Linked DNA regions of Homo sapiens: region 1 is linked to region 2. A link is a contact called in ENCODE Hi-C or POLR2A ChIA-PET data. All regions are on one chromosome and are shown on one strand. The core of a region is the stretch at or near the end of the contact, and the rest is flanking DNA. Distances in the headings are between cores, read along the strand shown. Region 1 has its middle 72 kb from the start of EPAS1. Region 2 overlaps PRKCE (protein kinase C epsilon).

The links. A loop is a pair of places that touch in the nucleus more often than their neighbours do. ChIA-PET counts read pairs that join two places held with the same protein, here RNA polymerase II (POLR2A). Pooled maps may share reads with other maps.
Region 1: a pooled map shows a loop between it and region 2 (2.9-fold over the local background). The contact joins two enhancer-like sites. A Hi-C loop is called at or near these places in 2 of 50 pooled maps. POLR2A ChIA-PET finds 5 or more read pairs at or near these places in 3 of 52 experiments (WTC11 and activated T-cell).

Annotation. Positions count from the first base shown.
Region 1 is chr2:46,221,709-46,228,636 of GRCh38, forward strand. No RefSeq gene overlaps it. Among named protein-coding and RNA genes, the nearest start is that of EPAS1, 72 kb to the right of the region's middle. Within about 2 kb of position 3,188, at least 16 of the 41 ENCODE cell types and tissues checked have a DNase peak (open chromatin) inside an H3K27ac peak, as active enhancers do.
Region 2 is chr2:46,116,763-46,123,082 of GRCh38, forward strand. The region is part of intron 11 of PRKCE (protein kinase C epsilon); the gene reads left to right. Among named protein-coding and RNA genes, the nearest start is that of EPAS1, 180 kb to the right of the region's middle. RefSeq lists an enhancer at 176-1,375. Within about 2 kb of position 2,242, at least 3 of the 41 ENCODE cell types and tissues checked have a DNase peak (open chromatin) inside an H3K27ac peak, as active enhancers do.

The sequences.
Region 1 (6,928 bases), core at 1,938-4,437, 110 kb after region 2:
GACAGGGATGCCCTCTCTCACCACTCCTATTCAACTTAGTTTTGGAAGTTCTGGCCAGGGCAATCAGGCAGGAGAAAGAAATAAAGGGTATTCAATTAGGAAAAGACGAAGTCAAATTGTCCCTGTTTGCAGATGACATGATTGTATTTTTAGAAAACCCCTTAGTCTCAGCCCAAAATCTCCTTAAGCTGATAAGCAACTTCAGCAAAGTCTCAGGATACAAAATCAATGTGCAAAAATCACAAGCATTCTTATACACCAACAACCAACAAAAGGAGAGCCAAATCATGAGTGAACTCCCATTCACAATTGCTTCAAAGAGAATAAAATACCTAGGAATCCAACTTACAAGGGATGTGAAGGACCTCTTCAAGGAGAACTACAAACCACTGCTCAGGGAAATAAGAAAGGACACAAACAAATGGAAGAACATTCCATGCTCATGGGTAGGAAGAATCAATATCGTGAAAATGGCCATACTGCCCAAGGTAATTTATAGATTCAATGCCCTCCCCATCAAGCTACAAATGACTTTCTTCACAGAATTGGAAAAAACTTTAAAGTTTATATGGAACCAAAAAAGAGCCCACATTGCCAAGACAATCCTAAGCCAAAAGAACAAAGCTGGAGGCATCACACTACCTGACTTCAAACTATACTACAAGGCTACAGTAACCAAAACAGCATGGTACTGGCACCAAAACAGAGATATAGACCAATGGAACAGAACAGAGCCCTCAGAAATAATACCACACATCTACAACCATCTGATCTTTGACAAACCTGACAAAAACAAGCAATGGGGAAAGGATTCCCTATTTAATAAATGGTGCTGGGAAAACTGGCTAGCCATATGTAGAAAGCTGAAACAGGATCCCTTCCTTACACCTTATACAAAAATTAATTCAAGATGGATTAAAGACTTACATGTTAGACCTAAAACCATAAAAACCCTAGAAGAAAACCTAGGCAATACCATTCAGGACATAGGCATGGGCAAGGACTTCATGACTAAAACACAAAAAGCAATGGCAACAAAAGCCAAAATTGACAAATGGATCTGATTAATCTAAAGAGCTTCTGCACAGCAAAAGAAACTACTATCAGAGTGAACAGGCAACATACAAAATGGGAGAAAATTTTTACAATCTACCCATCTGACAAAGGGCTAATATCCAGAATCCACAAAGAACTTAAACAAATTTACAAGAAAAAATCAAACAACTCCACGAAAAAGTAGTGAAGGATATGAACAGACACTTCTCAAAAGAAGACATTTATGCAGCCAATAGGCACATGAAAAAATGCTCATCATCAATGGCCATCAGGGAAATGAAAATCAAAACCACAATGAGATACCATCTCACACCAGTTAGAATGGCGATCATTAAAAAGTCAGGAAACAACAGGTGCTGGAGAGGATGTGGAGAAATAGGAACACTTTTACACTGTCGGAGGGACTGTAAACTAGTTCAACCCTTGTGGAAGACAGTGTGGCGATTCCTCAAGGATCTAGAACTAGAAAATACCATTTGACCCAGCCATCCCATTACTGGGTATATACCCAAAGGATTATAAATCACGTTGCTATAAAGACCATAAAAGTTATGCAATTGTGGTCTCTTTCTCTCTCAAAATGCATAAAGTTTTCAGACTGTGGTTGACCATGGATAAGTTAAACTGCAGAAAGTGAAGGTGTGGATAGGGTTGGGGGAATACTGTGCAAAAAAGGCAACAGGAGGGATCGTTGTGGCGATGGAAGTGTTCTGTATCTTGACCGTATGAATGTCAATATTCTGGTTGTGATATTGTACTATATGTTTGTAAAATGTTACCACTGGGGAAACTATGCAAACGGTATATGGAATCTCTCTGTATTACTTCTTGCAATGCATGTGATTCTACAATTATCTTAAAACAAAATGTTTAATTAAAAAAAAACCCACAAAACTTGACTGTTCCTCAAAACCTTCACTGAGTTAACCACTTCCTCTTTGAAACCACCTTATACCCTATACAACACTGATAATATAGTATTATTGCCCTTCCATGTTCTACTGTAATTAGTCTATCTCCCTTACCAAACTGTGAGCTCCAAGAGGAGGTTTTAAAGGCAAGATATGTTTTGTTCATCTATGTATGCCTAGCATCTAGTAGTGCCTGATACATTGAAGATGTTTTGTAAATGCTTGTTGAATAAAACTGGATGTGACAGACATAAAAAAAAAAGACACATGCACACGTTTATTGCGGCACTATTCACAATAGCAAAGACTTGGAACCAACCCAAATGTCCATCAGTGATAGACTGGATTAAGAAAATGTGGCACATATACACCATGGAATACTATGCAGCCATAAAAAAGGATGAGTTAATGTCCTTTGTAGGGACATGGATGAAGCTGGAAACCATCATTCTCAGCAAACTATCGCAAGGACAGAAAACCAAACACCGCATGTTCTCACTCATAGGTGGGAATTGAACAATGACAACACTTGGACACAGGATGGGGAACATCTCACACCAGGGCCTGTCGTGGGGTGGGGGGAGGGGGGAGGGATAGGAGATATACCTAATGTAAATGGTGAGTTAATGGGTGCAGCACACCAACATGGCACATGTATACATATGTAACAAACCTGCACGTTGTGCACATGTACCCTAGAACTTAAAGTCTAATTTAAAAAAAAGAACAGTGCTTTTCAGAAGAAAGTGATATTCCTCTGCTTTAATTAAAGACATGCATGTTTTCAGTAAAAAAAAAAAAATTGGTTGTTACCTTTTCTTAATATTTTAGTGTTTTTTCTGTGTGTGTGTGTGTGTGTGTGTGTGTGTGTGTGTGTGTGTAGCAAGCAGGTTATTCTGATGCTGACTACTTCATCATGATCTTAAATAGAAGGATTTAAAGATAAAGATGAGGAAACCTCCAGAAAAATTGAATGAAGAGACATTGAGATAATAAATAGGAGTAAAACAATTAGAAAATCAGAGATCTAGTTCAGGAGATCTAACACCCAATAATTAGAGGTTACAGAAAAAGAGTATATATTAATGATCTATTTGGGGTGACAAATTACCTCAAAACTTAGTGGCTTAAAAAATTGTAAACATTTATATCTCTTTCAGTTCCTGTGGCCACGAGTTCAAGAGTGACTCAGCTGAATGGTCTGCCTCAAGGTTTCTCATGAGGTTCAGCTGGATGTTGGCCAGGGCTGCAGTCTTCTTAAGACTGGCTGTAGCTGGAGAATTTGCTCCAAGGCAGCACACTCATGTGACTAGCAGGTTTATGTTCTTTCTCAATTTCTCACTATGTGAATCTCTCCACAGGGTCACTTGAGTATCTTCATGACATGACAGCTAGCTTTTCCCAGAGAGAGTAATCCAAGAGACCAAGAAAAAAGGTGAAAGGTCTTTTATGACTACCCATTGATGTCATCCATTGTCACTTTCACAATATCCTACTGGTCACACAGGTCCTCCCTTTTAATGTTGAAAGGGAGTACACAACAGCATGCATAGCAGGAGGCCAGGATCATTGTAAAGGGGCAAAAATAATCAAAGAAATAATAGAAGAAAATTTCCTATATGAGAAGAGCATGAAGTTTCTACTGCGGTGGATTAAAATAGACTCTACTCCAACGAACAACAGCATGAAATTTCAGAACACTGAAAGTCAAGAGAAAATTTCACAAGATTCTAGGAAGGAAAAAAAGGATGTCACATACCAAATGTTTAGAATCAAAATGGCTTCATAGGAGTGGATGCAGTGGTGTGCCCATGTAGTCCCAACTATTTGGGAGGTTGAAGCAGAGGATCACTTGAGGCTAAGAGTTTGAGGCCAGCCTGGGCAACACAGAAAGAACCCATGTCTAAAAAGAAATAAAGAAAAAAATAGCTACATACTCCTCAAAGGCAACATTGTAAGACATAATATATAATGTCAAATAGAATAAATGAAGACATATCCTAAAGCAATATATTTAAAATTCTGGGAAAAATTACTTTAAACCTATAATTTAATACCCAAGTCAAACTATCAATTAAGTTTTAGTGTAGAATAAAGACACTTTAAGATATGCAAGTTAAAAAAATTATCTCCCACACACCCTTTCTCAGAAACCTTGGGAAAACAGAGGATTCAGGAAACAAGGGATTCAATACAAGGAAGAGGAGAAGGAAATCCCCAGAATGATGAAGAAAGGATTTCCCAAGACAACAGCTATGTGCCAAGTGCAGAGGGCAAACAGAACGGACTTTAAAAGGGCAGAAGATTCAGGAGATTGTTTCAAGGTTAAATTGATAGAACACCTAATGTGTTTAAACACACTGAGAGATTTACACAAGTGGGGAAGAGTTTAAAGTTGAACTACTTCAGATAGTGAACTTAGTGATAAATTCTTCAAAAAGGAAGGCAATGGAAAAATAAGCATTAATTCCAGACAAAACAATAAACTGTGCAGGAAAGGTAACACAACCAAAGTTTACTATATATCTCTGCTGCAACTGGCATTTACAAAGTCATAAAAATGTGAACACAGAATACTGATCTAGTGAAAAATCATAATATAATTATACTGAGAGGGCAGAGGAATGAAAAGTATGCATGTATGTGGTGGTGCAGACCAGGGATTAAAAGACAGCTAAATCTTCATTTTCCATAGTGGGAAATCAATAGGTACTATCTTGAACTGAAAAATCAATAAATAGCAATATAAGCATGTTATTTAGAGATGTGGAATTAAATACCAAATGAATCAACTATAGTTGCTGAAATTGGTTGCCTCTGGGGAGCAGGAATTAATGAAGGGTATGGCAAAATTTGTGCTAATTTTCTTAATAAACCTCATAAAACTGGCCTATTCTTTCAACTATGTTTGTATAAATTTTCATCAAAATAAACCAAAAACAATTAAACTTGAGAAAAATAACGGAAAAGCAGGGAGTAGTCAGTTGTTTTGAACACTGATGAATAATCAAGAAGATAAGAACAGAGAATGGTTCATTAAAGGTGACAAGATGTAGATCATTGGTAACCAGAGGAGTAGTCAGTGTGGAACCCATTGGTAACCGGAGGAGTAGTCGGTGTGGAAACCCCCTTAATATTCAAAGAGAAAAATACGCAAGGGATATAAATAGACATCACAGAAAATAGGTATATAATCATCCGTAGTCACATGAAAAAATACTCCATCTCATTCATAATAAAAGAAATGCCAATTAAAGTGATATGATATTTTGTAACATATTGGCATCAAATAAAAAAATAATGTACTCGTCATTGGTAATGGTGAGGACAGAATGGCAGCCTCATACACAGTATATGAGAGTGTGAATTGGGAAAGACTTCACTGAAGGCTAATTTGGAATATCTATGAAAATGTATAATTCACCTGCTCTTTGAGTAACCCCTCTTCTGGGGTTTTATACTACAGATAAACTCATGGAAGTATGCAGTATGTTTGAAGATACTCAGTGGAAAATAATACAAACGTCTCTCAGTACAGAACTTGCTAAACAAATGATACGTTCTTCCCACAGATTACTAGGTGCATCATTAAGAGTGGCTGTTCTGCACGTGCTCATGTTGAAAAGGGGACAAGATATCTTAATTCAGAAAAAAAAATGTTAATAGTATTTATAGTTATGAGTCTGCATGTGTGACAAATGAAGACAAGTCATTTGTAATGATCTGGCACCTACTGGATGGTCAATAGAAAGTTCTTAGCTACTGTTCCTAATGCAAGCTGTAAAACTAAACAATGATTATGATTCCAAATAAAAATGCATTGGATAATAAAGCTCACTTGGCTGCAGAGGTCATGCACATCGAACTTTACATTTTTCTGTGTGATTTACAACAGTTTTGCTGTTCTCATTGATCAACTTAATCATGATTAAATGTAATAAATTTGAACTTACAAAATAATGTAACAGTCTGCTGTCATATGTTTTGTATGTTTTGCCTATTGGACTTTTTTTTCAGAACAAGCTTTCTTTAAAAGTTATATAATTCTTTGGCTCAAAGAAAAAACCTAGAAAATAATATTCCCCACTGACCTGTACTTTCCTGACCCAGCAAGCCTTCAGCAGATTTGTCTTGGACTAGAATTCAAGACACCTGGGTGCCAGTCCTGGCTCGGCTACTCAGTAGGTGGGTGACCTTGAGCAAACCCTTCGGCCTCTCTTAGTTCTTCTTAGCTGTCGTATGGGATACAGCGCCTTTCCTATCTACCCTGTGGGACTACTGTGAAAAGCAAATGAGGCAACAGGTATATAAATTTGTAATCTGTGAAAGCATGCACATGAAAGAACTTTTATTTTGATAGCTAGAAGTATCCTCTCACAGGTTAAATATTTCTGGTCCTCCCAGCAGAGAGACACGCCTGGGTATTTATTCAGTAGACCTTGAGTGCCTTTCTGGACCAAGCAGGGACTGGTGAGGCAGAATTGAATATGATGCAGTCCCCGTTCTCAAAGAACTCACAGTTTGATAGGAGAGGCAATTACAGTAAAACGTGAGAAATACAATATAATGGTTATAGACAAAGACTGGTGGGACTCACAGGAGTCAAAATGTCTGACTAGAGAAGGCATCACTGACAAGTGACACCTGGATCGAGTCTTCAAGAACATGTGAGAATTTACCAGGCAGAGAATTGATTGATTGCTGGGTGGAACCCAGGCAGTGCCCCAACTGTGGAGCAATTTCTCACCCCTCTTTCTTTATCAAGTCTTACCTCTGCTGTGAGATAGCAGACCATCAGAAACTTGCTCTCAGCTACCTATCCTATTGGAAAATGTTTGAAAAAGATGTTAATGACAGGTTAGGTGTGTGCTTCCCTCCAGAATAGATGCATTTGGGTCCAGAGGGTGAGATGGTTCTCTATACACAGAAATACCAATAATTTTAGCTAAATAGATTTACTT
Region 2 (6,320 bases), core at 992-3,491:
TTGAAGGTCTGGCTAGAGAAATAGGAGGAGTAAAAGCATCCTATACTGAAATGAGGGAAAGGAGAAAGAGTAGCACTGAGAGTGTACTGCAGCGGTTAGGTCTGGGAGGGGAAAAAAAACCGGAGAGCAGGCATTTCACTTGGAGAATCTAAAGAATTGCAGGGTGGTTTCTCTTGCTATTGTTTGAAGGGAAGCCAGCAGTCAAGAAAATTATTGGTCAAATTTCACAGAAGAAGGAACATGACACAGAGGATTTTAGTTTTAATAGCTCAGAATCAAATCTGATGTTTCAAGGAAAGTGAAGAGAACAATTGACTATCAAAAGTACTGGAGAATCTGCCACTGAGCTCTTCCCAAAAGCAAGTGAGGGCACCAGAGGGGTGGGAGTTTCTGTCCTTTGCCATAAGGAAATAGACTGACTTTTTTAAACCAACATACCAGAGTTTACACATTCAAATGAGTATTGTCCTCTCCTTTAACTGTCCTTTTGGGAGACTTCATTCTCAGGGCAAAAATACTGCTTTTACATTGAATACATCTACATGCCTCTCTAGGTTTTTATTTGACTACATAGTCTCTTTTGTGGCTAATAATCCTGCTTTGGGAGTAGATCTGATTTCTGAAAATCATTTTGTATCCAAAATAATGTAAGCCTGTAAAGGAAAAACCTGATTTTTCTGAGTTGGCTTTGAAATGATGGATTCTGAAATTAATTCTACATGAGGTCCAGAAATCACATGGGCAGAGATTTCCGGGCTCCCCATGGTACCTTCTGGGGAGCCAGAAGTTCAGCCAAGCTGGGTGATTACTCACCTTTGAGTCAGACACTCCTGGGATGGGATCCTCCCTTCACATGTGGGTCCTAAGCCAGTTCTTTTTACCTTCTGATCCTCAATTTTCTCACTTAAAAGCTGGGATAGTAATAGTATCTACCTCACGGGATTACTGTGAATATTAAATGAGGTGATACTTGGGAAAACACATAGGAAGGGCTTAGTAATTGCTTATTATTATTACTGATCCCTTACATTGCCATAATGTGGAGCCAGGTACATAGTAGGTAATCACTGAATCTTTGTCAACTAGTTGCAGGGTTGTTGCTAAGGATGTCAGGTTTTGACTTGAAAGTACACCTGTATTTAAAGAGTGGGGTCATCTGAGGTAACTCCAAGACTAGAAAAACATTTCTAATCCTCAATCCTGTAAAACACTTCAAAATGGCATTTGTTCACCTCTAAGATCTACCCTAGCTCTAATAGTCCATGAAATCATGATGCTGAATTACATAAAACAAGGGGATTAATGTGAACAATAAGAAAAAATGTTGACCAATAGCATGGATAATTGAAGAATAAATGGTCAGAACCAGGCAACTCTAGAGGAAAAGCTTAGAGGACAGTTTCGTGGAATTATCAACTGGAGAGACTCCTTTGAGGTTGTTTAGAATGACGACATCATTGTTTAACTTGAGCATGGGAACCATCACCAGGAGGAAACCTACCTGAAATTCTACACTCAGAAGAGTTGGCACTTGGGTAGCTGTGGGACACGGTGGAGAAAGAAACTACCCAAAGTTGGCCAAAGAGCTTGTCACTGTTCTACAATGATCTCAAATTGGTAAAGGAGGTTTTCACAGCTTTTCCAAAGGTTTGAAAAAGAAAATAGCTACTGGTGGCTGTGAAAACACTGCATTGGCTGCAAAAATCAGTGTGATCTGGTATCAGAAGCAAGGTGTTAAATATTATCCAAAAAATGCAGACACAATATACTCTTCATGGAAAGCCTTGGACTAACAAAAGAGAAAAATGGAGATGAGACTATTATATGATAATCACTGCCTAACAACTGGCTTCAATAAGGAGGCTCCCCATGCTGTTGTAACCACAGAATACAGAGCATGAAGAAATGGACTTAAGTTACAGCCAAAGAGATGGAGGATGAGACCTAAGGAAAAAGACTTTCTTACCCTTCTTGAAGATAAAGCATAAGAATGAAGATCCCTAGAGATGGATGGGAGTCGCTGTGGAATCTGGCAGTTTGGGCGTTGACCTGTCCGATAGCAAACCCAGAGCAATGGCCCCAGGGAGTCTGGGAGCCTCCAAGAAAGCAGAGACTTCACCCAAGAGTCTCATTCGAACAACCTGACTGAATCTCAGCCTGCAACAGATGGAGCAAAAGTTCCATCTTAGGATGCTGGAGACTAAATGGGTTAGAAGTAGAGGGGGAAGTGCACGAACTCGGCTCCAGGAGGAAGAGAGCAAATGGCCCATGGAAGTTTTCCTATCTCTGGCTCCTTGGAACCATGGAGTCAACACGATAAAATTAGCAGAGCTAAGTAGGCAGATTTGTGGGGTTGGAGGCATAATTGGTCCTGTTTTTCTCTAGTCTTGACCTAACTGAAGTTCACTGGGTATGTAATGGAAAAAAAACAACCAGCTTGATATAAAAATACAGGAAATGCCTGCAATCACTGCTGATTACAGTAGCAGCTTTCCTTCTGTTATTTTTGTGAAAGAGAAAAAAAAAGGGGGGGTTATTAGGGTGTTTTTTTTTCCCTTTCCTAAACTTTGGAAACAACTTGGGCTATTAGTTCTTTTTAGGGCATTCTTTACTCTAGCTAAATGATGTCACTTAATCTTTATAAATAAAGTGGGTGGGGGGAGACATTCAAATTCTTATCATAAATAAAATTCCTGAGTATAAAATACATACAAATGGTTCTAAATATGGTTTATTGGCCCTAAGGGCTTGTGTTTTCCGAATTCCCCTAATTTCTAATCTTTCTAGGCTGAACAGGATAAATTGAGTTTTTAGTGTAGTGCCTCATTTTGCAGTATGGTTTGCATTAGTGCTAGGAGAGGAACATTGTTTCCAGCAATTTATCTCCCAGAAACCATCTCTGCTTAGCAAGTGAAGAAATATTTGCAAAGAGACTCTTTCAACTAGTGATTGAGAAACACGCATTGTTCCGGCAGCAGAGAGACAGTACGTAGATTCTCACTAAAATGGAGCTTGTGAGGAACACTCCACCCAGTGTGTTAGTATCACTACTTATATCTTAATTTTGGCTTCAGGATTCTCAACTCCCGTTGCTAGAATTTAGATAGAACTGTTGAAGTCTGTAATGATAATGTGTCTTTTAAAATGTCACCTTGGAATTTGTTGGATTCTCCTGGCTTTTAGTTGGCGGGTACCCTGGGAGTTTGTAGCTGGGAGGCTCCTTGGGCACCTTTTGGAGATGCTATGCTTTGTCTGTTAAGCCCTGGGGCTCCTTTGTTCATAAGTTTTCAAAAGATGCTGTCATTCTGGGACTTAGAAAACTCTTCTCCCCAACATGAAGCTCAGATAAAAAATAGAATTTGGTTTTTAAGCAGTAGCATTGCTAAGAGGAAACGCACTGACCTCATGTTCAGACACTCATCAACCATAGTCTCTTCACCTCCCCAGTGAAAAGTGGTTCTTGATGTTCCTCTAGCATAATGGTTCTCAACCACTAGTGGTTATTTTACCTCCAGGGAAGATTTGGCAATGTCTAGAGACATTTTTGGTTGCTGAAACTTGGGGATGGGGGCCAGGAGAGTGCTGCTGGCATCTAGTGGGTAGAGGCCAAGGATACTGGTAAACATTCTGCAATGCACAGGACGGTCCTCACAACAAAGATTTATCCAGCCTAACATGTCAGTAGTGCCCAGGCTGGAAAACCCGCTCTAGATGCAAAGTTCTCTGCTCATGTGACTCTGAAGGTTTGGGGGTAGCTGTGAGCTAACAGGTCTCTTGTTTTGGCTAGTAAGATTTATACAGATTTTGCCATGGTGTTTAGGTAGAGTACAGCCATATTTGCAGGTTTTTCAGACCCTGGAGAAATCAGATGTAGATGATGTAGGCTTTTTTAACTCTTCTGAAGATAGGAGAAGGCATAAGGGGAGAGACTTCCATTTGTCATTTCACTTCCTTTCTCTACTCAACACGTTTTTGTAACTTCTCAGATTGTATTGACCTTTCTTTCAAAGGATGCCACCCATGTTTCAAAAACCAGAGGCTTGTCTTCTTTTCCTGTCAACGTTAAGTCAAGAAGTATATTTAATCTATCCATACTGTAAAAACTAGAATAGTCTGAATAGAATCCTGCCTTCTTACCGATGTATTAATATCAGTTTTCCACCACTCACAGCTGTTACGTTTGTTCACCATGAATCTGTGGCACTTGACCTACATGATCAGGAAGATGATTTTTAAAAACCTAACTCAGTCAAAGCTGTAAAATTTATTGTCTAAGAAAGCATAGGAGCCTTTTGGACTACTTGGATTCATTCCCAAAGTAAAACCCTTTCTTTTGAGATAAATTGTGTTTCAACCAAACCAAACTTTTTAAAATGTCACTTTACCATCACAGCTCCATCTAACCAGAGTATCTTCACCCACCCTTTCAGCAACTTTTATGGGGATGTTTATGCCAATAATGCTTTGGCATTCTTGGGGTTAATAAGCTTAAGAATGCACAGGCAGACAATTTTCATTTCCACCTTGGTGCACCCGTTGTAAAGTAGGCGTTGTATTGTTTATGGCCTCTTGGGGCCAGACTGCCTTGAATGTTTTATGGCATGAGATCAGTCCCCATGATCTGAGGTGGGCCCCACCCTGCACACTGAGAGATGTCCCCTGGTTCTGTTCTCTCTGACACCAAGGTGCCTGGCACAGTCATTGCCTGTCTTTGACATACAGGTACCTGCAACTCCCTGCCCAGTCTGTACAGCATCACACAGTGGACTCTGAGATATTATAGAGGGGCCCATAGGGAATTTACAGGACCCGGCATGGTGCTGGGCTTGTAAAAGATGGCTAAAAGATATTGACCAATTGGTGGATGGGAATTCTGGGTTGATGGTCAGGCTCACCAAATTCAATGCAAAGATCATAAACGCTAGGCTTTCAGCACGTGTCAGTGAGCACATTTGAACTGACAACAGACAGGTGTGCCAGCCCTAAATGCATACCTGCAGGGCCTCGTACACCTAAACATGTACTAAACTGATGCTCATGAATGCTGTGGACAGGAGTCAAGATCTGATCATGGAGAAAAGACAGCACTGTTCTTTCTTGCCAGTCAGCTCACTCAGCTGGATTTACAGGGAACTTAAAAGGAGTAAATCAGGCCAAGGGAAATCATTTACATTCACCAGTATTCTTCTCTTTTTTTCACCCTTTTTCCCTCCTTCCCTCCTTTTTTCCCATTGAGATATAATAGGCCTACAGTCGAGTGCACAGTTCTTAGATATTAATGAATTTTTACATGAATACACACCTATGTAACCCAAACGAAGATACAGCATATTCCCAGCACGAGGCAGGCTTCCTTAGGCTCCTTCCAGTCAGTGCTCCCCACTGCCCGGAGAGGTAGCCACCATTCTGCCAATAGGTTAGTTTTGTATTTAGGTCTCTTTATTTGTGTTTTTTGTTTGTTTGTTTTTGTTTTTGTTTTGTTTTTTTGAGACGGAGTCTTGTTCTGTCATCCAGGGTGGAGTGCAGTGGCGTGATCTTGGCTCACTGCAACCTCTGCCTCCTGGATTCAAGTGATTCTCCTGCTCAGCCTCCTGAGAAGCTGGGATTACAGGTGCATGCCACTATGCCCAGCTAATTTTTGTATTTTTAGTAGACGGGGTTTCGCCATGTTGGCCAGCTGGTCTCAAACTCCTGACCTCAAGTGATCCATCCACCTTGGCCTCCCAGAGTGCTGGGATTACAGGCATGAGTCACTGCACCCAGCCCACTTATAGGTCTCTTTAAAACTGACCTTAGTGATGAAATATGTAAATAGTCCTCACTGGGCGAGGTTACATCCCTCTGACCTTACCCAGGTTTGGGTTGATAGATGAAGTTCCTCGCTTTTATGAAGAATAATAATTATTATTGAGGGGTTAAATTGGGCCTGACAGTAAGTGTTTTCTGTACATTCTTTCATTTAACCACTGGGAAGATAGCTGCAAGGTAGATAGCATTGTCCCCATTTTACAGGTGAAGAAACTGAGGCTTCAAGTTTTAACATGAAGCAAAAAGGTCCAATGGTCAGGAAGTGGGGGCGCAGTGTTGAAACCTGGCTTTTTCTGGCACAACAGTCTGGGTTTTTTTTTTTTTTTTTTTTTTTAGCAGTACACCAACCAGCACTAGTCACCATTATAATCAGGAGAGTCCTGGTGAAGCCAAATTATTTTTTATGTAAAACTGAGTTATTTCCTCCCTGGTAAAATCTGAGGAAAGATCCTAGAAAGCTTTACCAGATCACCTTGGTCATTGTGGCAATATTACTGCCCAGGGGCCATGGT